Linked DNA regions of Homo sapiens: region 1 is linked to region 2. Evidence: chromatin loops called from intact Hi-C (ENCODE). Cell type or tissue: dorsolateral prefrontal cortex. All regions are shown on one strand. Each heading gives the region's core, and the rest is flanking DNA. Links, peaks and the distances in the headings are about the cores only. Region 1 holds the start of TRIM3 (tripartite motif containing 3). Region 2 overlaps APBB1 (amyloid beta precursor protein binding family B member 1).

What was found. Peaks named below come from ENCODE experiments on the same cell type or tissue, not always from the same donor. Only the 100,000 strongest peaks of a DNase experiment are listed, where the experiment ranks them.
Region 1: a loop joins it to region 2, with 4 times the contacts of the local background. A loop is called at or near these places in 6 of 110 quality-filtered maps.

Annotation. Positions count from the first base shown.
Region 1 is chr11:6,461,932-6,474,345 of GRCh38, reverse strand. It overlaps TRIM3 (tripartite motif containing 3), which reads left to right and starts at 405. Exons shown (of 12, transcript NM_033278.4): 1 at 405-555; 2 at 8,614-8,781. The coding sequence starts at 8,651. RefSeq lists a silencer at 279-508 and enhancers at 1-804, 805-1,744, 4,933-5,227. In dorsolateral prefrontal cortex, for the core only: no CTCF peak of the experiment used is centred there; a DNase peak (open chromatin) is centred at 5,065; H3K4me3 peaks cover 744 bases; H3K27ac peaks cover 1,683 bases.
Region 2 is chr11:6,406,517-6,418,930 of GRCh38, reverse strand. It overlaps APBB1 (amyloid beta precursor protein binding family B member 1), which reads left to right. Exons shown (of 15, transcript NM_001164.5): 2 at 7,570-8,304. The coding sequence starts at 7,584. Among named protein-coding and RNA genes, the nearest start is that of APBB1, 6.4 kb to the left of the region's middle. RefSeq lists a silencer at 1-69. In dorsolateral prefrontal cortex, for the core only: CTCF peaks have their summits at 6,944 and 7,144; DNase peaks (open chromatin) are centred at 5,060, 7,240 and 7,720; H3K4me3 peaks cover 4,172 bases; H3K27ac peaks cover 5,000 bases.

The sequences.
Region 1 (12,414 bases), core at 3,070-8,069, 57 kb before region 2:
CTCCAAGGAAGCCGGAAAGGGCGCCTCCAGGAGGCAGGCGGCCCAGACAGGCTCCCAGAGTCCGAAATCCCTGCTGCCCCAGCTGCCTTTTCTTGACGGAGTCTCATCTCAATCCCTGAGACCGACTACACCGCCCTTCCCGGAGCCGGAGGCAGCTGGCGGAGATCCGGGATCCGAGATCCGGGATCCGGCTCGCCGGCCCGCCGGCTCCCTAGCAGCACCAAGGAGGCAGCGTCCGCAGGAGGTGGAGGCGTTGGCGGGGGGGCGTGCGGGTGCGGTAGGGGTGGGCAGGCGGGGTGGGCGGGGCCTCCGCGGCGGCGGGCGGGGCGTGGGTGGGTCTTCCCTACTGGAGTCACCCCCTCCCCCGGCCGGTCCGCAGCCCCGCCCCGGCCCCTCCCTCCGGCCTGTGCGGCTAGTCCGGCGGCGGCGCCGGCGCGGGGACAGGCGGAGGCGCGGGCAGGGCCGGGCGGACGGGCGCTGGCAGCAGTAGCAGCGCCGCGGGCCCTTCAGAGTGGCCGCAGTCCGAGCTTTGCCCTCGCATCCTGTTCCAACGCGGTGAGTGCGACGGGCGGGCCCCAAGGGTGCGTTTGTATTCCTGTCAGCCCGGGTCTGGGTCGGAGCGTCTGTGGGTGGGGGCACAGATGATTTTCAAAAGCTGTGCCTCTCTCTGCCCACGTGAGGCGTGTCCATGTCCGTGAGAGCAGCAGGGGGATTCTTCGGGCTGTGGCTGCTCACGTGAGGTCCCTGTTTTGAGGCGGGGAGGCGCGGGTGGATGGGTGATGGTTCCTTAGGGGAGCGCGGGGTTTGGGAGCTTGTGTGTGTTGGCGGAGGGTGCTGAACGCTGCGGCCGAGGGTGGTGGTGGTGGTGCGTGCTGAGTGGGACTCTGGAATATTGTGGCCCATCTTGTCTGAAGGGCTCTTTTCTCCCTGGTGCAGACACCTCCACCCCTTGCTCCCCCACCCCCACCCTACCCCACCCCCCGCCCCTTCCATCCTCTGGTACCCACAGGCCCACCAGTCAGGATGGAGGACACCCTTTCCTCCCCATGCACTGCTCTGTGGACAGAAAGCCTCATGTGGAGGCTGTTTTTTTGTAGGAAAGGACCCCTCTGGTTCTCCTGTAGCCTGAGCCCTGCCTGGAGGACCCCAGGCCCCTCCCTGGTTCTGACCTCCTCCCTTCTGCAATTGGCTTCAGATCCTGGGCTGCAAACCTGCAGGGACAGATGGTTGCAGGTTGGAGGGGCAGGCTGCACCCCAGGGAGGTCAGTTCGACTGAGGGCAGGCCCTGGGCTTGTTCTTGGTGTGGGGGTTCTCTGATGTGGACAACAGAAACTCAGGACTGGCCCTAGCAGGAAGATCACATCTGGGAGGTCACAGCAGGTGCAGAAAACATCACAGGTCTCCCTTGGCCAGTCTGTCTAGCTCACTGGTGCCCATTCATCCCCTAAGCAGGGGATGATTTGCTGCAGAATTGGAATCAGAGCTGCAGGCCTGACAGTAGCCCTGCCTCCTTGGGCTTGTATGCCTCCAGTGACAGAGCACTTGCTACTTTCTGCTGTGGAAAAGCTTCCTTATATTAAGCAGAGGTCTCTCTTCTTGGGACTTTATTCACTTGTCTTGTTACTGCCATTACTTTTGCATCTCTCTCTGATGAAAGGGAACTGCAGAGATTTAAACAGAGCTCTCCTGTAACCAACATATACTGAGTACTTCCTGTGTGCCAGGTACTGCCACAGCCACTTAGGAGACAATGGCATTCTTGCCGAGAGAACTTGAGCAAAGAGTCCATCGTTGGGATAGTATAGCCCAGGTTCAGAAAAGCAGAAAAACCATATGGTTAGAATAGAGAGCGTTCATAGAGTGTCACAGGTGACTTAAAACTCAGCAAACATTTATTTACGGGGGCGAGGGGGCAGGGGGAGTGTGGAGGGGAGGCAACTAAGACCATCCTCTAACACATTTAGCCTAACAGTGGAAACTAGAAGTCAAATCATCGAGGTAGTACAAGATGGGATTTAATCATGGGCTCATGGTACAATCTGTGGAAGCCCTTGGCTTGAGAGGGAACCTTGGGAATCTCAGATTTTGAGAAAACATCCCTCTTCTCCCAATTTACAAATAAGGGAATGGGGTTGGAACTTACCTAGAGTTTCACCTTGTGTTAGTGGAGTTAGTTACAGCATTAGGACTAGATCCTAGATCTCCTAACTTTTTAAACCTAGCCAAATTTCAGAGGCAGAATTGAGGATGTAGTCATAGCTTGTATCTGAAAGGTGAAAGAAAAGGTGTAATTGAGAAGACTACCAGGGTTCTCGCTTGTGTGGGTGGGTGAGTGGTGGTGCCTTTTATTTATTTATTTATTTAGATTTATTTATTTTTAGCATATTTATTTTTATGCTTTTAGGATGTAAAAGCATCATGTATAACCTCTGCCTTTTGGAGATTTGCAATCTTGTCCATCTGTTCCATATTTCTTAGTTTCTCATGTTTCTGTTTCTTTACTCACTGTTTTCCCAATGTACGTATCAATGTCCTATTTGTCTCTCAAGACCCAGCTCAAATACCCCTTCCTCTGGAAGCCTTCTTTATTCTGTACCATCCTCAGAGTTAGGTACTTCCTCCAGTTTGCTGCTGTAGCAATTTGAACATGTCAATATCATGGTACTTATCACATTGTAGTTACGTGTTTCCATTTCTGTTTCTCACATTAGTCTAAAAACTTGTGAAAGACAGGGAGTGTGTCTGATTCAGCTTTGTGTCTCTATTTCACAGCTGAAGGACCTGGCCCACAGTGTGCCCAGAGAAGTTTGATTGAATGGTTCATTCACTTTACTCAGTCTGGCAATGTTGGGGGAGATGGCCATGAATTTCATTGCTTTCCTTCCCTGCTAATCTTATTTAAAGGATTCATTGGCTTTAAGGACTTTGCCTCATCCAAGGCTTCATTTGTTTCAGAGAAAGCCCAAAGACTGTAACCTGCAGTCATTTGTCATTTTTTTGAGGTCTCAAATGATCAGATAAACCTGGAAGCTAGTGAGTAGACGTGAGTTATTTTAGCAAGCAAATGAGCCTAGCTGACCTCTCGCATCCATTTTCAACAATGCCTTGGTTACCTCCATTCACAACTGTGTAACTCATGTGTACTGGGAATCCTGTGAGATTGTAGGAGGAAGTCCTGGGGAAAATTAATGCTATTTGAGAATTTGGAGAAACTGAAAAGCCTTGAAACACATCCTTTGCAGATGTCCAGGATCTAGTGGAGTCAGCACTGGCTGTCTTCATTTGTTCACAATCAGCTTCTTGCTTGACTCCCTGCATCTGGCTTCCTGTCCTCCATCCCCTGAAAACCACATGCTCTGAGGTTAATGAAAGCCTCTTTGGGGCTTAAATAATGGGACCTCTGCAGCATTTCACTCCCTTGTTCATGAAGTTCTCTTCTCCCTTGGCATTCATGACATCTGTTTCCTGATTCTCTTGCTTCTCTGGTTGTGCCTTCTCAATCTTCTTTGCAGACTCTGCTTCCTGGGCCTATCTCTTAAATATTGAGGTTCCTTGGGACTTGGTGATAGACCCTCCTTTCTCTCTTTACCCTCTCAGGGTAATGTCATCCACGCCCATGGCTTCAGGAACCATCTCTGCACCAACATCCACATTCATGTCTCCAGGCCAGACCTCTCTCTTAGGCTTCAGCGTATCTTTCCAACTGCCAACTGGACCTCTCCACTTGAATTACATCCCATAGGCACCTCAGATTCATCACATTAAACAGTGAACTCTAGCTGGGTGCTGTGGCTCATGCCTGCAACCCCCACGCTTTGGCAGGCCAAGGCAGGAGGATTAGTTGAGCCCAGGAGTTTGAGGCTACAGTGAGCTATGATCATAACACCACATTCCAGCCTGGACAACAGAGTAAGACCCTGTCTCTTAAAAAACAAAAACAAAACTGAAAAAACCTTAAAAGATAAACACCAAACTTATCACCCTCTCATCCAAACTGCTCTTCTTTGAGAGTTTCCAAAGAATCATCTGTTAATTCCTTCTTCTCCCCTAACTCTTCACATGTAAATACCCAGCCACCAAGTTCAGTTGATATCCCCCTGCAAAATTGATTTATCTTGGCCTGTCTTTGCTATTCTCCTAATCAAGGCAGTTTCTTAATTTTCCGTCCTTGCCCTTTAAACTATTTTCCACATAGCAGCCAAAAATGTACTTTTGTCACTCTATACTTAATAGCCCTCACCACTACCAAAGTTTTCCTTTGCTTTTTGGATAAATCCTTCATCCCCTAGCAGGTAAGCGTAAAGTCTAAACTCCTTAATAAGACCAACAAGGCATTGCATGATATATCTTTTGCCTACCTCTCCATCTTGTTTCTTAGCCCTCCCATCACAGTGTCTGATTCAGCCTCCTGATGCAAAAGGCACCATACTCTCTGTAACTCATCCTCAGCTTGAACGTTACTTTCTTTAGGAGTTACTAAAGTTACTTTCTTTAGGAGAAAGGTTGGCCTCCAACCTCTGGACCCACCCCTGCTCCAGATCTAGGTTAGGTAACCTTTGTACTCCTGGAGCAATTGGTGCTTCCTCATCATGGTCTTCACCACTTTACATTGCAGTAATCTATTTATTAGATTGTGGAATCCATGAAGGCTGAGCTGTGACTATTTGTCTTTGTGTCCCCAGGCCTAGCAGCAGTGTCAAGTGAATGCTGAATGAGGGAGTGAGGTGCCTTGAGAACTAAGCCATAAAGTATGGTGGGAATAACCAATACAGGGATAGCAGAAGGCAGTATGAGAAAGGAGAGTAAAGTCTGGCTCTGAGACCAAGGCCTTATAAGTGTCTGCTGTGATAAACAGTTCACTTGAACCACCACCTATAGGATCTTGGGGGCAAATCTCTAGAGCACAGTGGGATGGAAGAGCTAGGACCCCACGGGAGGAAGAGAATCTCAGATTCAGGCAGGGGTATGGCCTCAGCGGCTGCATGCCCAGTAAGTCTGGGAGGGGAACTGAAGCAGGAAGGGGAGGAGTGGGGGAGGAGCTATTGGTCCTTGGACATAGCCCAATCCCCGCCCCTGTGTGACAGTCTGGGAGAGCCCCTAGGCTTGGAGAGAGGTGGAGCCTGGCATCCAGCTACCCCAGCAGGACCCAGCAGACCACTCCCACTCTTCCTCCCAGCCTTTCCCTTCACCAGACAGAGGCTTCAGCTTGCCTCCCGCCTCCTGGTCCTTCCGCCAACCTTCAATCTGTCCTCCCTCCTGCTATGTTTTCCTGGTATTAAGTCTTCAGACTCCAGAACCCATTACAACTGTAGAGAGAACATCAGGATGCCAGTGTCTACATCAGCAGAGGATACTTTCAGGCATGCCCTTCACACTCTACCCAGGCCCACCCTTACACAAACATAAGGCACAGCAACTCAGCCCTTCTATCCCTCCCCAAATCTAGACTCGCTCCTGCATTCATTCATTCATTCATTCATTCATTCATTCACAGTCTTTAGAAAAAGGCTCATAATGCATCCAACAGCACAGACAATGGTGACCTGGTCCTATTCATTGCCTATTTTGGAGTAATCCAGCTGTTGTTCTGCCACCCTTCATGACCAAATCCCTGCCATGTATTGTCTACATCTGCTGTGTTAACTTCATCTCCCATTTACTCTTCAGTCACTCTGACGTGGCTTCTGCCCCTGCCACCCCACCACAGCCAAATCTAGTGGGCACTCTTCAGTCCGTTTCTTACTTCACCCCTTCTTTTTCTTGCACTGTTCTGTTGATTTCTTTGGTTTCACATTCTTTTGGTTTTCCTACCATTTCTCTGGGTTCTCTTTCTCAGAGTCACCTTTGCTGGCTCCCCTCTCTTGTGCCAGGCCCTTTTCTTATCACTGTCTGCCCTCTGTCCCTAGGTGGGCTCATGTCTTCTCATTGCTGAAAGTGCCATTTATATGCTAGTGATCCCAAATCAATAACCAGTCCAGACTTTTCTCTTGAGCTCCTGTATTCTGTTTCTTACTTGACAGCTCTACCTGGACATCAGAGAGACACATTGTACTTAGCATACATAGAACAGAATGCCCCAAATCAGCTCCACCTCAGCTTTCACTGTCTCTATTCATGGCCCATCACTTGCTAAAATGAGAAAGCTAAGTCATAATTGACATCCCTCTCACACCCAGTTCATCTTGATGTCCTTTGGATTTCTCTTTTATTATTTATTTTATTTTTATAGAGATGGGGTCTCATTATGTTGCCCAGACTGATCTCGAACTCCTGAGCTCAAGTGAACCTCCTTCCTCAGCCTCTCGAAGTGCTGGGATTACAGATGTGAGCCACCTTGCTCGGCCAATGAATATTTCTCAAATCAGTCCAGCTTTTTGCTTGTAGCTCAGATGATACCCTACATTATCTTACCCAAAGAACTTTGGTAGCTTCCTAACTGTTTTCTCTGATTCCACTCTGGCTTCTCTTTGTCTTCAATTCTCACAGCTTGCCAGAGTAGCTTTCTAATTTATTTTCACTTATTTATAAACCACATCATCCCCCCCTCCAACTTAGGATAAAATCACTTTTTTTTTTTGAGACAGAATCTCAACTTTGTCTCATGCCAGGCTAGAGTGCAGTGGCACGATTATGGCTCACTGCAGCCTCGACCTCCTGGGCTCAAGCAATCCTCCCACCTCAGCCTCCCAAGTAGCCTGGACTACAGGTGTGTGCCACCATGCCTAGATGATTTTTAATTTTTTTGTAGATATTGGTCTCATTATGTTGCCCAGGCTGATCTCCAATTCCTGGGCTCAAACGATCTTCCTGCTTTGGCCTCTGAAAGTGCTAGTATTACAGGTATGAGCCACTGCACCCAGCCAAAATCACATTCTTAATGGCGGTTATAAGGTCCTTCATGATCTCATCTCTACCTATCTTCCCAAACTCACCTCTTCCTTTTATTGACTTGGCTCCAACCACACAGTCCTTTCAGGTTCTCCATGAGCCTTCTGCCTAAGAACCTTTATCATGCTGTTTCTTCAGCCTAGAATGATTTCCCTTCCTGACTCCCTGTTGTTTCTCACCCTCACCCATACCATTTTTCTCCCATCCACCCAGAATTCTGCTTAAAAGTTACCTCCTTGGAGAGCCTTCCCTGATGACTCAATCAAAAGTGTTCTTTCTCACAGCATCCCTTTTTTCTTTATATCACTTCCCTGCCACTATTATTTACTTTTAAAATATCTGCCACCACCTCCCCACCACAGGGACAGTGACCCTGTCTGTTTTATCATTCCATTCCTAACACCTGTACAAAGTAGGCAGTAAATATTTATTGAATTCCTGAAATCAATTCAGTAAATATAGATCAATCTTTATGTCAGGCTCTGTGCTAAGTGCTAAGAATGAAAACATAAAATAAAATATAAATAAATAAATAAAATGCCTATCCTCAATAACACTGCATGGAGTGGAGAAAGCAGAGAAGTAACAAGAACATTACAGCATAGCTTATAAGAGTTAGGATGGAGTAAATACAGGGTGCTGAGGGACACAGAGGTAGAGCACCCAAGCCAGACTCTGGGTAGTCATGGAAGGTCTTCTAAAGGAGGTGACATTTATATGGGGACCTGAAAGATGAGTAGGTGTCACATCAGCCAGGAAAAGGGGCCAGGAAAAGGATCCCAGGACAGAGAGAACGAATGCCTGATCTCCCAGAAGCAAAAGAGAACAAGGAATTTTCCAGGAACTGGAAAAAAAAAAAAAAAACCCAGCAGGAATGATTGATCATAGACTTATGAGACATGAGGTTGTAGAAAAGGTATGGGGCAAAGTTAAGCCTCACTGGTCAATATAAGGACTTTGGACAATGGATAACATTTGAAGGAATTTAAACAGAGTACTGACAAGATCAAATCTGTGTTTTAGAAAATTCATTCTGGCTTCAAGGAAGATAAATGAAAAGGTGTCAGTGAGGAGACAAGAACACCAGTTAAGAGGCTATTGCTGTATTCCAGGAGAGAACAGATGGTTGCCTGAATTAGGGGTAGTAACTGTGGGATTGGAGAGAAGGGTTTAAGATATTCAGGAAGCAATCCCGACCTTGATACTAACTGGGTGTGAAAAAGAGTGCAGTTTCAGGCAGTTGTGCTAAGAGGTGGGTCAGGGTATAAATGGAAGAGCTGCAGGTAGTTAGAGGAGAGACACTCCATTCAGGTCTCTTGGAGGAGGATTTGGGGGAGGTAGAGGAGATGAAGGGTAGGTATGTCAGTGAAAATGGACATCTCTGTACCATGCACTCAACAGGCACTATGTCACACTCTCAAATTATTATTCCTGTAATTACAAATTAAGAGACTGAGGCTCAGAGAAGTTACATGGATTGTCCAAGCTCACATAGCTGGTGAGAGACTGAGCCAGGTTTGAAACCCAATCTAATCCTACGTCTGTGCTCTTAAACAGAACACCAGGCTCAGAGGTCACATCACCCTGATCCTTCCAGTCACTGCCCTGTCTTGCCCCTAGCAGGGAAGAGGTGGGGGCAAGTTCTCTGCAGGGGATTTGAGTGGCGGGGATTGGGTGGGGAGAAGAAGTTCTGGACTCCCTGGTGCTGACCATCTCTCCATACAGAGGCTGGTGTGAGTGGCGGGAGCCATCTGTGGGCGCCATGGCAAAGAGGGAGGACAGCCCTGGCCCAGAGGTCCAGCCAATGGACAAGCAGTTCCTGGTATGCAGCATCTGCCTGGATCGGTACCAGTGCCCCAAGGTTCTTCCTTGCCTGCACACCTTCTGTGAGAGGTGAGGGGATGTGTGTACTGGGGAGGGATGAGGACCCTGTGGGGAGGATGAGGATCCTCCTCCCCTGTGGGGAGGGTGAGGGAGCATGTGTAAACCTGTAGTAGGTGAGGCAACATGCTTACCTGGGAGGAGAGCAGGTGAACCCCAACCTGCAGGAAATGAGGTTTTGAGGGCAAGAACCTGTGAGAGAACCATAAGAACCATAACACTGGGCCATGGTTCCTGTCAAGAATAGGGCCTTCTCTGTCCTTTCCCAAACCTCAAGGCAGCTTTTGACACCACCTAAGAAATCAAACAGTGCTCAGACTCAACCAGCTTTGGCATCAGCAATTTATGACTAGTTGGAGGATATTTGAAGTTAGGTCTGTCCTTCCCTGCTTGTCCTTGTTGTCCTCAGGTACTGAGTGAAAGGCAACCTGTCCCAGCCTCTAGGCTTCTATGGATCACTTATTCATTTAACAAATATTCATTTATTGAGCAACTACTATGTGCCAGACCCTGTTCTAGGCATTGGGTATGCAGTGATGAGCAAAAACAGATAAGATCCTTACTCTTTTTTTTTTTTTTTTTTTTTTTTTGAGATGGAGTCTCGCTCTGTTGCCCAAGGTGGAGTGTAGTGGCACGATCTCGGCTCACTGCAACCTCTGCCTCCCAGGTTCAACCAATTCTCCTGCCTCAGCCTCCGGAGTAGCTGGGACTACAGGCGCACGCCGCCACGCCCAGCTAACTTTTTGTATTTTATTACAGATGGGGTTTCACCGTGTTGCTCAGGCTGTTCTTGAACTCCTGAACTCAGGCAATCCGCCTACCTCGGCCTCCCAAAGTGCTGGGATTACAGGCGTGAGCTACCGTGCTTACTCTTTTTAAAAACTGATACACAATAGTTTACATATTTATGGGGAACATGTGATACATTGTTACACAAGCATAGAATGGGTAACAATCAAGTAGGGTATTTAAGGTATCCATCACTTACAATGCTTACTCTTAAAGAGCTAACAGTATAGTGAAAGAGAAAGATAGTCATCAAATAATCATATAGCCAGATTATAGATAAATATAACTTTTAGTAAGTGCTGCAAATAAAGTGCTGAGCTATGAGAGATTGGCATATGGAATCTGTTATAGTTTGGAGAATCAGGGAAGGTTTCCCTGAGGAGCAATTCAGAGGATGAATAGGAGTTAACTAGGTAAAGGGGGTTGGAAGAGCATTCTGCACAGAAGAAAGACCATTGGAAAAGCTCATGTGACATGAGAAAATATGTCAGGTAAGAGGCCTGGAGGAAGCCTGGTAGGGCTAGAGCAGAGTGAGTGTGACTGAGAGTATTATGGGATGAAGCTGGAGAGGTAGGTGGAGGCCAGACCACCTAGGGCTTTGTAGACCTGTTAGGGAATTTCACCTTTACCCTGAGAGCCACATGAAGCCTTTGCAGGGTTTTATATGTGATCACATCTGTATTTTGACAATATTCTCTTGGGCCCTTATCTCTCATTGTTCTGTCTTGGGTGGCCTGGTCCCTAGGTCTTCTCACCACCACTGCCTCTATCCGCACTTTTCCTCTGCCTTCTGCCCCAACGGAAACCTGGCTCTGCACCAGAGATACTGCTTCCCTGCCAGCCCTGCTCTTTGAGATTCCAGCTCCACTGCCCACTCTCCTTTATCAACTGGAAATGGCCTCAGTTTTCCTGTCCATTCAAGTTCTTCTGTCAGCCTGGGGACAACCACCCTCTTGTGCCTGTTGGTTCTTAACTGTTTCTTCAGGGTTGTCCCCCATTCCACCTCAGTAACACTCCCTCCCAACCATGCCCTGAATCTTATAATCCAGAATCTTATCTGTAGTCATAAACGCCAACGTTCCACTCCTGGCTCCCGTTACCCCACTCCCATTACACCACTTTCGATACAATATAGATATCTAGCCCCTTTGACTGCTCCCTCTTTTCCCAGTCACCAGCTGCGTCCTGGCCTCCCTGTCTTTCCTGCCCATCCTGGACCCTGTGGCTGACCGACTGGCTCCCCTGCAGTTCCTTCACATCTTTATCCTTTGCAAAACCCATGCAATAGAAGCTCAATGTTGGATCAGAGCTGAAATTGGATGTCTCTGCACTTTCTCCTGTGCCCAGATCACTGAGCACTCCTGGAGAAAATCTGGCTGAGAAATTGTAATAACAGTAGCTACCATGTATTGATTGCTTACTGTTTGCCAGGGACTGGCTAAGTGATTTATACATACTGATTTCCTTAATCCCTGCAACAGATACTTTATTAACTTCATTTTATTTTTTTATTTTAATTTTTTAATGTAACTTTTCATTTTAATTTTTTTTGGTTTGTTTTTTGTTTTTGTTTTTGTTTTTTTGAGACAGAGTCTCTCTCTGTCACCCAGGCTGGAGTGCAGTGGCGCCATCTTGGCTCACTGCAATCTCTGCCTCCTGGGTTCAAGTGATTCTCCTGCCTCAGCCTCCCAAGTAGCTGGGACTACAGGCGCACGCCACCACATCCGGTTAATTTTTGCATTTTTAGTAGAGATGGGGTTTCACCATGTTGGCCAGGCTGGTCTCGAACTCCTGACCTTGTGATCTGCCCGCCTCAGCCTCCCAAAGTTCTGGGATTCCAGGCGTGAGTCACCGTGCCCAGCTTGTTTCAATTTTTTAAATTTTATTTTTTTTTTAGAGATGAGTGTCTTGCTATATTGCCCAAACTGGACTTGAACTCCTGGGCTCAAGTGATCCTCCTGCCTCAGCCTCCTGAGTAGCTGGGATTACAGGTGCAGGCTACCACACCCAGGTATCCCCATATTAGAGAGGAGGAAACTAAGGTTCAAAGTCAGTAAATAATTAAGAAATATCTCTGGCCAGGTGCAGTTGCTCATGCCTGTAATCCCAGCACTTTGGGAGGCCAAGGTGGGAGGATCACTTGAGCCTAGGAGTTCCAGAGTAGCTTGGGAAACAACATAGTGAGATGCAGTCTCTAAAAAAGAATTTAAAAATTAGCTGGGTGTGGTGGCATGCACCTGTAGTTCTAGCTAATCGGGAGGCTGAGGTGGGAGGATCATTTGAGCCTGGGAGGTGGAGGCTGCAGTGAGCCATGATCACATCACTGCACTCTAGCCTGGGTGACAGAGAGAGGCTCTATCTTAAATTAAATAAACAAATAAAAAAAAAGAAATATTTCCAAGGCTACACAGTAAGTAAATAGCTGAGATCTGAATCCAGTTTTCACTGCAGAGCCTTCACTGTCAACTAGTATTCATTCATGTATCCCTTGGTCCCTGCTCTCAGAGGATGTTCTAGTGGGCAGTGACTGACAGTAAGCAATCAAGAAAACGAGAGCTGCAGCTTGTATTAATGTTTTACAGGATATAAACAGAGAGAAGTAGGGGTGTTTGGGGCAAGAACTATTCTATATAGTCATCAAGGAAGGCTTCCCTGAGGAGGTGACATTTGACCTGAGTTCTGAGGATAAGAAGGAGACAGATTGTTCCAGGCAATAGAAAAATCTGTGCAAAGGCCTTGAGGAAGAAGTAGACAGGACATGTTCAGATACCAGAAAAGAAACCAGTGTGGCCAAGTGAGGAGTAAAGTGGGATGAGGTGAAATTGGAGAGAATAAGGGCAGTTTAAGGGGGAGCTT
Region 2 (12,414 bases), core at 4,946-9,945:
CGGCCGGCGGACCCTGTAGCCCCTACCCTGCGGCAGCCCGGGTCCCCCGGCCGGCCCCATCCCCCATCCCCGGGTCGCCCTTCCACCGCGCGCCCGCAGACCGTCCTCTCATACCCACCATCGCAGGGTCCACTCGGGCCCTCACACCGTCCCTTCCGCTGCCCTTTACCTCCTGCCCCTCGGGGTGACTAGGGGCGGGTATGGAGGACGCGAAGCGAGGGGCAGTGGGTGTTGGGGGAGGGGAGGCCCAGGTCCGGGAAGGGGACGTGGGGTGGGGTGGGCTGGCAGGCCGCGCCGATTCCAGCAGGGGTCCCAGGCCCTGGATCTGTCAAGCCGCATTCTGTTGCCCTCAGCGACCGAGGGGTGTGCCCTGGGGCGGCTGTGTCCCCAGCTCAGCCAGGAGGCCTAGCACTGCCAAGAACACTGATTAGAAGCAGTTTTCCCACTGCCAATTCCTAACCTGTTTTGTATCGGCCTGTGTATCTCTTGCATTCTGAGCCCCTCTAGCTATAGTCCCAGCTCTCTCCGCCCTTCAGAGTCAACGCTTGCTGTCTTCATTTCCTTACTTCCCATTCATTCTTAAAAGCACTCCACTCTGTGTCCCTGACACCCACTGAAACTGTCTAGGCCAAGGTCACCGGAGACCTCCTTGTGGAGAACTCCAGTGGACACTGTTATCTCCTTTACCTTTGAGTAGTATTCGGTGGGGTATGTCAACTCACTCTCCTTGAAGCATTTTCCTGCTTTCTGCCCTACAGCATTGTCTGCTCTTCTCAATCTCATTTGCTTCCTCTCCTCCTCTCTTTAGATGCTGGTGAGGCTCTTGGCTCTGTCCCGAGCTGTCTTCTCTCAGTATCTGTTCTTTCTCCCCAGATATTTTATCTACTCCCAAAGCTTCAAATTTCATATATATGCTAATGATTCCCAAATTTATATATCCAGCCCAGACTTCTTTCCTGAAATCCAGACTCATATGTCCAGCTGCTCTCTTGACATCTCCTTGAAAGACAAACAGGAGTTCCAAACCTATAGATTCCAAGCTAAATTATCTTCTGTGGTTTTCTCTGTACCCCACTTCCAAATCTGTTCTTCCTTCGAATCTCAAAAATGGCTCTTTGCCAATCTGGAGTCATGAGCAAGACTTGAGATTAACCCCTCTCTCACTCTCTGCATCTCATTTCACCAAGTTCTGTCACATCCACTGCCTAAATATTTCTCAAATCCATTCATTTCGCTCTTTCCTCACTGCCACCAAAGTTAATCTGGGCCACCACCATTTTTTTTCCTTGACTACTTTAATAGCATACCCTCTTGCCTACCTCCCTTTAACTGTTCTCAACACAGTACCCAGAGTAATCCTTTGAAAAATGCTTCCAATCACTTATTCATGCAATAAATATGATTTCAGCACCTAATATATGCCAGGCACTGTGTTATGTCCTGAAGATATAATTGTGAGCAAAAGAGACTGAGTCCTTGGAGCTGACAATCTAGGAGAAAAATCAAATAAGAATAACATTACAAATGTAATATGTACCATGAAGAAAAGCTGTATGGTGCCTTGAGAACGCACAAGAGCAGTAGCTAAACTGGTCTCGGGGATAGGGAGAGAGGGTTGGAGGACAGCTTCTCTGAGAACATGACGTTTGAACTAAAATATAGTGGATGAGTAGAAGTTAATTCAGCTTAGAGAGTAGGAGAAGAGGTCCCAGGAAGCATGGAAATCACATGCAAACACCTTGTAGAAGGAAAACACATGTCTTCGAGGAATCAGAAGAAGGCTACTGAGGCTGCAGAGCAGTGTGACCAAAGCCAGGGGCAGGGAGGAGGAAGGCAGGCGCCAGACTGAGCAGGAAATTTAGGCCATGTTAAGAATTTGGTCTTAAGGGCCAGGCGTGATGGCTCACGCCTGTAATCCCAGCACTTTAGGAGGCCAAGGCGGGCGGATCACCTGAGGTCAGGAGTTCAGGACCGGCCTGGCCAACATGGCGAAACCCCATCTCTACTAAAAGTACACAAAAATTAGCCGGGCATGGTGGTGTGTGCCTGTAATCCCAGCTACTCAGGAGGCTGAGGCAGAAGAATCGCTTGAACCCGGGAGGCAGAGGTTGCAGTAAGCCGAGATCTTGCCACTGCACTGTAGCCTGGGTGACACAGCAGGACTCCATCGCAAAAAAAAAAAAAAGGGAATTTTGTCTTAAGGTCTTTGTCCTTGATGGTAGTGGATGTGGAGAGTAGATGAAGTCCAGAAATTTTTCTCAGAGAGGAAATCATCAGTACCTAGAGATGGATTGAACATAGCAAGTGCAGGAGAAGGACATGTCAAGATGTACCCCTACTTCAGATTCACAGAATAGGATGGATTCTATCATTCCATGAGCCGGGATCCTGAAAGAGGACCAGTTAGTGTGTGGGAGTGGGAAACATGAGTGGGTCTATTAGCTTGAGACATCCAAGTGGAGATGTTGAGTAGAAAGTTGAATGTACTTGTCTGGAGCTCAGGTGAGGGGTCTGAAATGGAGATTTGAATTGGGAAATCATCAGTGTATAACTGAAGCTGTGGGCATTAATGAATACTTATACTGATTATAGGATGAGAAAGAGGAAGGGGCATGAGAATAAGCCATAAGAAACTCCAGCAGGTAATGGCTAATAGAGGAAGATGAGCCAGCAGAGGAGTCTAGGAACCCAGCAAACAGTAACAAGAAGTGTAAAAGATGAGATGAGATGAGGAGTGTGGAGATGAGAGTGTGGAGGCCCCGGATAGAGGCTGGATGAGAGATTCACGGGGTCAGATGCTGCTGGGAGGACAACCAAGACGAGCACTGTGTCTGTTGGATTGAATGACACAGGGGTCATGTTGACCTTGGTAGGAGCTGTTACTGAGTCGTGTTGGGAGTGGAAGCAGGTTTGGAAAGGGTTGAGGAGTGAGTGGGAGGTGAGGAAGTGGCAACAGTGAGTGGAGACAACTCTCTCAGGAAGTTTGCCTGTATGGGGGAGGAAAGAGAGCAGTGAGTGGATCTGGAGGAGCGTCAGGTCAAGTTGGGAGACCGTGGATCCTATTGAGAAGGAGAGGTTGATCATATAGAGGAGAAAATAGATAAACAGTGGTATAAAATTCCTGGAAAGGCATCATAGGAAGAATCCAAATCATAGGTGAAGCAGTTGGTTTTGGGAAGGAGAGAAAGGGATAGGTGCTGAAGTTTGGTTAGGTTTTTATGTTTGAGGATGTTACCCAGTTGGATGGCTTCCCTTTCCTCTGTGAATCAGGAGGGGAGATCAGCCTCTGAGACGGGTGGCCAATGGAGAGTTATGTCCTAGTCTCAGGCAGGCCTTTGCTGATGTCTTGGCTGTAGTAAGCCCCAGGTTCCTGTAATGCCCTCCTCTTCCTCCTTCATGATATTCAGTCAACAAATAGGGAATGCTATGGGTGCCAGGCACTGTTCTAGATGTTGGTGTTACACTGCATTGTAACAAGTTGTTCAATGACTGTTTCCCGCTGAACTGAGAACTCCTCCAGAGGAAGAACCATTTCTTTTGTCTTCATCACTCTCCCCTGTGTCTAGCACAGTGCCTGGCATATGGGAAGCTGTCAGATTAGACAACTCCTGACTTTGAGCAAGACTCAACCCCAACCCCTGTGGTCTGATGCCAGGATCTTCAGGCTTAGTGACTACTTCTTTCACTTCCTGCCCCGAGGCCCCTGCCCAACTCCCTGCCTTGAGCCAGAACCCAGTTGGCTCTTTGCATCCTTTGGTAACTCCAATGAGAGGGGAGAGATTAGGTTGTGTTCCTTCTTTAAAAAATTGGACTGAGATCATCTTTTTGACCTCGAGCAGTGGGGTGTTGGTGACCACACCACCTCAGGCTAGATGCTCAGGCTTCAGCACTTAAACAGTTTCACCATTCTTCCTCTAATACTTCCTGCCCTGGTGACCAGATTGGCGGGGCTGCCCTGAGGTCAACTTGGCTCTTCACTGTTTCAGCCTCACAGTGCATGCACTCTTCTCAGATCATATCTCCTAGTGCCTAGGAGGTTGGTCTCTGCCTGACCTTTGAGAAACCTGGCTCTGTACACTACTGCTTCAGAGAAGGGTTTGCCATCCTTAAGGTCCTCTGAGCATGGCAGAGTCGTGGAGTCTTCTGCTTCCTGACACCCATGGAGATGCCACTCTTGAACAGTGTCTGTGCCAAGATGTTGGTTTAAGCTACCTCCCTCGCTCCCTTTTCCTAGATCTCAGCCCTCACCTCTCCAGGATTCCTGTCCCATCTTACTTCCCACTCAGGGACCCTTTGGCATTCTCTGACACCCTCCCAAACACTCCCTTTGCTCCTCCCCAGCCCATTGGGCCACACAGCCTTTCTTGGTATTTATTCCCAGCCAGTTCTGAGCTTCCTGGATCCTCCCACCCCCTGTGTCTGTCCCGTTCATCCGTCCTTTCCTTCTGCAACAGCCCAGTCTGTGTCGGCACACGGCACACTCTCTTTGGTAATGGGAATGTGAAATTGAATAAGACACCGTCTCAGATATTCTGATAGAATGTGGTTCTGGGTGTTGTGAGACACGAAGGAGAGAACAGTCACTTGATGGTGGGGAGAGAACAGGAAAGACTGCTTAGGAGCTGTAACTGCTGAGGTTAGTTTTGAAATACAAGCAGAGGTTCTCACAAGGGGAGACAGAATTCCAGGCCGAGGGAGCAGTATAAACAAAGACCCAGGGCTTTAAGAGTGTGCGACATGTTTCAGAATCCGCCACGCTTCATGTGGCTAGAGTATAAGGTATAAAGGAGGCGGGAGGTGGGGAGGGGACTGACAGGTTATAGAGGCCGGCTTAAGAGGGCTCTTGGGTGTCTGCGAACGAGTGCAGGCGTTATCCGAAAGGCAGTGGTGAGCCCTCTCATTTTCTGAACCAGGGAGTGACACAATCTGGTTTCCATTTTTGGAAGATTACTGTGGTTCTGGGAGGAGGTAGAGCTATTTTTTTCTTCATTTATTCCAGTGGCTGTGAGTTTTCTCATTGGCCAGGAGGAGTCACACTGAGCAGATCAACAGCCCCACGTGAGGCAGACACGTGCGCAGAAACCTTTTTCATCTTACAGATGTGTGGGTAGCATAGCACTAGTGTCTGAGGAACTAGAGACGTAGAAAGGTGAGCTATGGGGCCGGGCGCGGTGGCTCACGCCTGTAATCCCAGCACTTTGGGAGGCTGAGGCGGGTGGATCACCTGAGGTCAGGAGTTTGAGACCAGCCTGGCCAACATGGTGAAACCCTATCTCTACTTAAAAGAAAAAAAAAAAAAGAATTACAAAAATTAGCTGGGCGTGGTGGTGGGCACCTATAATCCCAGCTACTCAGGAGGCTGCAGGAGGTTGCAGTGAGCTGAGATCGTGCCATTGCACTCCAGCCTGGGCGCACCGCACCTGGAGAGATGGGCAAGCCCTGCTCAGGTAGCTGCAAGACCTGTGCTCAGCGCTGAGAACACAGAGGGAAGGGGGGTAGTGGTGAGTCAGGGAAAGAAAGAACTCCTTAGTAGAGGAACAGGGAGATAGGGAACTCTCAGATAAGACATCAAGGAGAAAGGTCTGTACAGTGGGAATGAGAAAGAGCACAGTGCAGTGTTTGTTGGGATGGTCAGTGAGGGAGAATTGTCTGTTGGGGGAAGGGTCGGGTAGGGCAAGAGAATCAGTGAGGCCATCGAGGGAGGAGAGAGTAATGTGGTAGGGGCTGTCTGAAGGAGGGCTTGCATGGAGGGCTCAGGATGAGAGAGAAGTGGGCAGTGGTTGGTCAGGGAGAAATAACTGAAATCGGGGGCTGGTGAGGGTCCAGGGAGAGAGCACTTTCTCTTGGGGGTCCGGGAAGGAGAGCAGCAGAGCAACTGGAAGGTCAGGGAGAGTGGGGAGGATGGAATGGGGCCGAGGGTGGGTCCCTGGGTGGCGGGCTGGAAGGATAGTTGGGACTCAAATGGTTGCGGAGAAACTGACCCACGAAGGGCTGTGAGGAGGCAGAGGGAGGGGTCTGGAGGGGGAGCTGTCCTTGCGGAACAGGACGTCCTCTTACCTGAGAGGCAGGTGGAGTTTGTTTGGGGCACCATAAGGCATAGTAACGTAACCAAAGTGTTTTCTGACACTGGCAGAGGAGATGCCAAAGCGAAGCCTGGAGGAAATGGGGACTGATTCATACATTCATTCAGCAAATATTAATGGAGTTCCTGCTCTGTGCCAGGACTACGCTAGGCACTAGGCATACTGTATTTAACCAAAAAGGCAAAATCCTCACCAACATGGAAATTATAAATTATAGTCATGAGGAGACAATCATTAGACAAAGTAAATAATAAATTGGCTTGTCAGATGGTGACAGGCGCTGGGGAAGAGTTTAGGGATTGCTGAGGAGGGGCGGAGGTAGCCTGTGGTTTTAAAATGGGTGTTCAGGGAAGGCTTCACTGAGGCTGTGACATTTGGTCAAAGATCTGAAAGGCTGGGCCGGACGCAGTGGCTCATGCCTGTAATCCCAGCACTTTGGGAGGCCGAAGTGGGCGGATCACGAGGTCAGGAGTTTGAGATCAGCCTGACCAACATGGTGAAGCCCCGTCTCTACTAAAAATACAAAAATTACCTGGGCGTGGTGGTGGGCACCTGTAATCACAGCTACTCAGGAGGCTGAGGCAGGAGAATCACTTGAACCCGAGAGGCAGAGGTTGCAGTGAGCCAAGATTGTGCCATTGCACTCCAGCCTGGGCAACAAGAGCAAGATTCTGTCTCAAAAACAAACAAACAGACAAACAACCCCCAAAAAACAAAGATCTGAAAGGCTGAGGGGCCCAGGGGAAAGGCTCCCATAGTGATCCAGGACAGGGCATTATGAGGGCTGGCAGAGGGACCAGTGCCCAAGGGGAGCTACTTCATGGAAATTGTCACCAAGATGTAGCTTCATCTGGCCAGAGAAGCCATGAATTGCAGCCGAGCGCCCTCCCTCTGTGACCTGCCTTCCAGTGCCATGCCCTGTAGGGCTGGTTCTGCAGCTTATTTGCTCCTGTCCTCACAGTCCCTAGTATGGGGTGGGCTTGGGGGCTGGTTGAGCTGAGTGATTTATGGGAATAGGAACACAGCCGGAGGAGCTTACAGTGATGGGGCTTGGGATGGAAGTGCGGCCGGAGAGGGGCAGTCAGTGATCAGTGTCCAAAACACACGAGCCGGTCCCACTCTAGTGGTGTTCCTGGCACAGTAAGCCCCGGGTGGATGAGCTGGGGGGTGGGGAGGCACAGAGAGCCATTGTGTGGAGGCCTTGCTGGTGGGACCGAGGGCAGGCGCCAGCTGTGCCATCCCAGAAAGCTCAGGGCAGGGGATATAGGGATGGGGTGGGCCTCAGACCTGGGCCTGGACTGTGATGGGGATGATAGTGCTGGGACAGAAGTTGAACCCAGTCATTCTCATAGGATAGAGAGCCATGGGTGCTAGCCTGCTTAGTGCAGGGAGATGAGGAGGCACAGGGCATAGCCCTGGGGCAGAAGCAGTGATGCTGCTGTTCTGGACCAGAGGCTCAACAGCATCTCCCCTCCGCACCCCACAGGAGCTGCCAAGGCCATGTCTGTTCCATCATCACTGAGCCAGTCGGCCATTAATGCCAACAGCCACGGAGGCCCCGCACTGAGCCTACCCCTGCCTCTGCACGCTGCCCACAACCAGCTGCTCAACGCCAAGCTGCAGGCCACAGCTGTGGGACCCAAGGACCTGCGCAGCGCCATGGGGGAGGGTGGTGGGCCTGAGCCAGGCCCTGCCAATGCCAAGTGGCTAAAAGAGGGCCAGAACCAGCTCCGGCGGGCCGCCACGGCCCACCGTGACCAGAATCGCAATGTGACCTTGACCTTGGCGGAGGAGGCCAGCCAGGAGCCTGAGATGGCACCCTTGGGCCCCAAAGGCCTGATACACCTGTACTCTGAGCTGGAGCTCTCAGCTCACAACGCAGCCAACCGAGGCCTACGAGGACCTGGCCTGATCATCAGCACTCAAGAGCAGGGGCCAGATGAGGGAGAGGAGAAGGCGGCCGGGGAGGCCGAGGAGGAGGAGGAGGATGATGATGATGAAGAGGAGGAGGAGGACTTATCTTCTCCCCCAGGGCTGCCTGAGCCCCTGGAGAGTGTGGAGGCCCCTCCCAGGCCCCAAGCCCTTACAGATGGCCCCCGGGAACACAGCAAGAGTGCCAGCCTCCTGTTTGGCATGCGGAACAGTGCAGCCAGTGATGAGGACTCAAGCTGGGCTACCTTATCCCAGGGCAGCCCCTCCTATGGCTCCCCAGAGGACACAGGTACCTTGTGGAGCTTGACATGGGCATGTGGGAGGGTGTGAGGGCAGAGGTTAGGACTCTCATACAGAGGCCAGTGCCAGCCTGATGTGAGCTGAGAGCCCATACCCTGAGGCCACAGCAGGCCATGTCCAGGCTTTTTCATTCAGAGAGTGCTTGGACATTCTGGTAGATCTGACCATCATGCATGCCCGGATGGATGGATCTATTCATTATGCATGCCACCATGGTTGATAAGTGGACTAGTTTACTGGGCACTGACTAGGTAACTGGCCCTCTGCTCAGCATTTTCAGGCTTTATCCTTACAATAAAGCTGTGAGGTAAATATTATGATGATTCCCATATTACAGATAACAAAAAAGAGATCCAGAGAGGTTTAGTAGCTTTCTCGAGACCACAGACAGGCTGAGATTACAATAGAGCTGAAATCTAAACCAGGTCTCAGTCCAGGCCTGAGCTCTTGGCCCCGTGTTATGCTGCCGCCAATGCATAGAGCACAATGCACTCAGGTGCACTTGGGACAGTCGGCCCCGTTTTTTTTTTTTTTGAGACAGAGTCTCACTCTGTCGCCAGTCTGCCCCGTTTTAACAGGTCACGCCTGTTGGGAGCAGCCAGCAGCTCCCCACAGAGGTCTGTTTGGAAAGACTGGGAATGTTGTGTGCTTATAATCCACATGCTCCAGCACCATTGCAAGGATACAGTTTTGTCAGGAGTAGGATATTGACTAAAAGTTAGAAAAGAAAACCCTTTGGGTAGGGGGAGGAGAATAGATACTAGGACTCCAGGGCTTAATCATTAAATATGTCCATTTAAATTAAGCTGAGTCTCCACATTTTCTAATGTCGTGTAGCGAATACAGGAAAAGCTGAGGAACAAAGAGTGGAGATAATGGGCTATAGTTACAACCAAAACCCTGGAGTTTTGTAGATGGAGGTCTAAGAAAGATTAGGAAAGACCCCTATCCTTACCAGGTGGCGGACACAATACCCATACCCCAAACTGTGCAATCTTTGTGGAGAACATGCAGTTCAGATGAGCCTAGGGCTGCACACCATCCCCTTTCGAAAAACTCATTCTGGACATTTTCAAACATACACAAAAATAGAGAGAAAAGAATAATGAGCCTGATTTACCCACGAGCCAGTTTTACCAATTATCAATACATAACTAATCTTGCTACCTGCATGCTCTCTTCCGTTCCTAGGCCCAGCGTAGGTTATTCTGAAGCAAATACTTTTATCTATAAATGTTTACAGCTGGGTGCAGTGGCTCACACCTGTAATCCCAGCATTTTAGAAGGCTAAAATGGGTAGATTGCTTGAGCCCAAGAGTTCAAGACCAGTCTGAGCAACATGGCAAAACCTCTCCTCTATAAAAAAGACAAAAAAATTAGCCGGGAGTGGAGGCATCAGCCACTGTGGTCTCAGCTACTCAGGTGACTGACCTGAGAGGATCATCCGAACCCAAGAAAGTCGAGACTACAGTGAGCCATGATTGAGCCACTGCATTCCAGCCTGGATGGCAGAGAGAGACCCTTTCTCAACAACAACAACAACAGTTTACTTTTGCATTTCTGAAAGATAAAACTCTTAAAAAAAAAACCCACCACAATATCATTATTGTACCTACAAAAATTTAATAATAATTCTTTAATATCATTAAATATCCTGCCAAAAAAAGGCTGGATTGAGCCTGGGCACAGTGGCTCACGCCTGTAATCCCAGCATTTTGAAAGGCTAAGGTGGGTGGATTGCTTGAGGCCAGGAGTTCAGAAACAGCCTGGTTAACATGGTGAAACCCTGTCTCTACAAAAAACACAAACATTGGCTGGGCATGGTGGCTTATGCCTGTAATCCCAGCACTTTGGGAGGCCGAGGCAGGTGGATCACGTGAGGTCAGGAGTTCGAGATCAGCCTGGCCAACATGGTGAAACCTTGTCTCTACTAAAAATACAAAATTAGCTGGGCGTGGTTACAAACGCCTGTAATCCCAGCTACTCGGGAGGTTGAGGCAGGAGAATCACTTGAACCCGGGAGACAGAGGTTGTGGTGAGCTGAGATAGAGCCATTGTACTCCAGCCTGGGCAATAAGAGCGAGACTCCTTCTCAAAAAAAAAAAAAAGAAGGAAAAAAAAAATGTAGAGACAGTGTCTCACCATGTTGCCCAGGCTGGTCTTGAACTCCTGTTCTCAAACAATCCTCCTACCTTGGCTTCCCAAAGCACTAGGCTTACAGGTGTGAGCAACCATGTCTGGCCTGATCTATCTGTTAAAGTTATGTTTGATCAAGTTCCCCTTCTATTTTTTTCGTTGTTGTTGTTTGCAGTTTTGCTTTTGTTTTTTAACTGGAGAATCATGTTGCTTGTCCTGAGTTTTCTATGGTTTGGATTTTTCAGACTCTCTCCTGTGGTCATATTTACCATGCTCCTCTTCCCCTGGATTTCCTGTAAATTGGTAGTTAGTTCTAGAGCCTTGATCAGATTCAGATTTGAGCATTTTTGTGTTTTGCTTTTGCAAGAATATTTCATAGGTGGTATTAAATACTTCTACTAGGCCGGGCGCGGTGGCTCACGCCTGTAATCCCAGCACTTTGGGAGGCCGAGGCGGGTGGATCATGAGGTCAGGAGATCGAGACCATACTGGCTAACAAGGTGAAACCCCGTCTCTACTAAAAATACAAAAAATTAGCCGGGCGCGGTGGCGGGCGCCTGTAGTCCCAGCTACTCGGGAGGCTGAGGCAGGAGAATGGCGTGAACCCGGGAAGCGGAGCTTGCAGTGAGCCGAGATTGCGCCACTGCAGTCCGCAGTCCGGCCCGGGCGACAGAGCGAGACTCCGTCTCAAAAAAAAAAAAAAAAATACTTCTACTAAAGGCAAAGTCTGATTGCCTCTCTTTTTTGTGATGTTAGTGGCCTTTGGTGGTCATTGTCTCAACTCCTTTTAAAAGGAACAGCCCCTCCTGCACTCCAGCTGATTATTTTTGGGATTGGGGTGAGGAAAAATATAGTCTCAATGCAGCCAGTTAAAGGGAAACTGAAAACTAGATATTGGTGTAAAATAGCCCAATTTCTAAACGTTAACAACAAATTCTATTTTTTAAAAAGCACTGTGCAGGCCACACACAATCTATCTGAGGCTTGCATCAGTCTGCAGGTTGTAGGTTGGAAGTTTGCAAGACTAGGGGGTGTGAGTCAGTGACCAAATAGAGGCCTAGTTGCTCACTTGCCCCTGGGATGGTCACTGTGGGGGCTGCAACTCTGAACTACCTATGAAGCTTCTAGGAGTAGGGGGATAGTACTGCTGAAGAGCTGGGGCGGGTTTGCTGGGCAGTGACCTCAGCAAGGATGTTGGAGTGGCAAGAGGATTCTCAAGGATCATGCACTGGTGGAGACATTGTGAATTGAGGATAGAGGTGGGGGCCAGCCCAGGAAAGGGGCCAAGTCACTCTTTTACAACTGTGTTGCTATGACCATGAGGGCTGCAGAGAAGGTTTGTGCTCCTGCAGAAATGAGGCTAGAATTGAGCAAAAATTATATTCTCCTTCCTATTGTAGGATATTCATAGAGCTATGGATTGAATGCATAAATGCATGAATTCATGAATTAAATGAATGATGAATGAATAAACTTTACTACCTGTATTGAATTCATACTCTGCTCCAGGCCTTATCGTAAATGCTGGAAATGTATACTATGGGGCAAAGATGTTCTTACCTCCTGGCCTTCACAGCCTGGTGAGGAGACAAAGAAAGAAACAAGTGGTTATGATCAGTGCGATGAGCTCTCTGGGGCTGGGGAAGTACAGGAGGGGCCCCTGACCCTGCCTGTGAGAGTGGTGGGGGAGAGGGCAATGGGTCAGTTTTAAGAAGGGACCTGTATACTGATGTCTGAAGGAGAGGTAGGTGATAGCCAGGTGAAAATCGAGAGTAAGGGAGGTGGGCTGGGAGAGGACAAGGGGGCATGTCCCAAGCAAAGAGAGAGAAGGGGAGTGGCTGGAGGTAAGGCTGAGAGGCAGACAGGGGTTCATGACAGCACATAAAACCTGGGGAGGAATTTGGACTTTATCCTGAGGGCAGTGACAAAACAATTAAGAGGATTCCGTTGGAAAATTACTTGA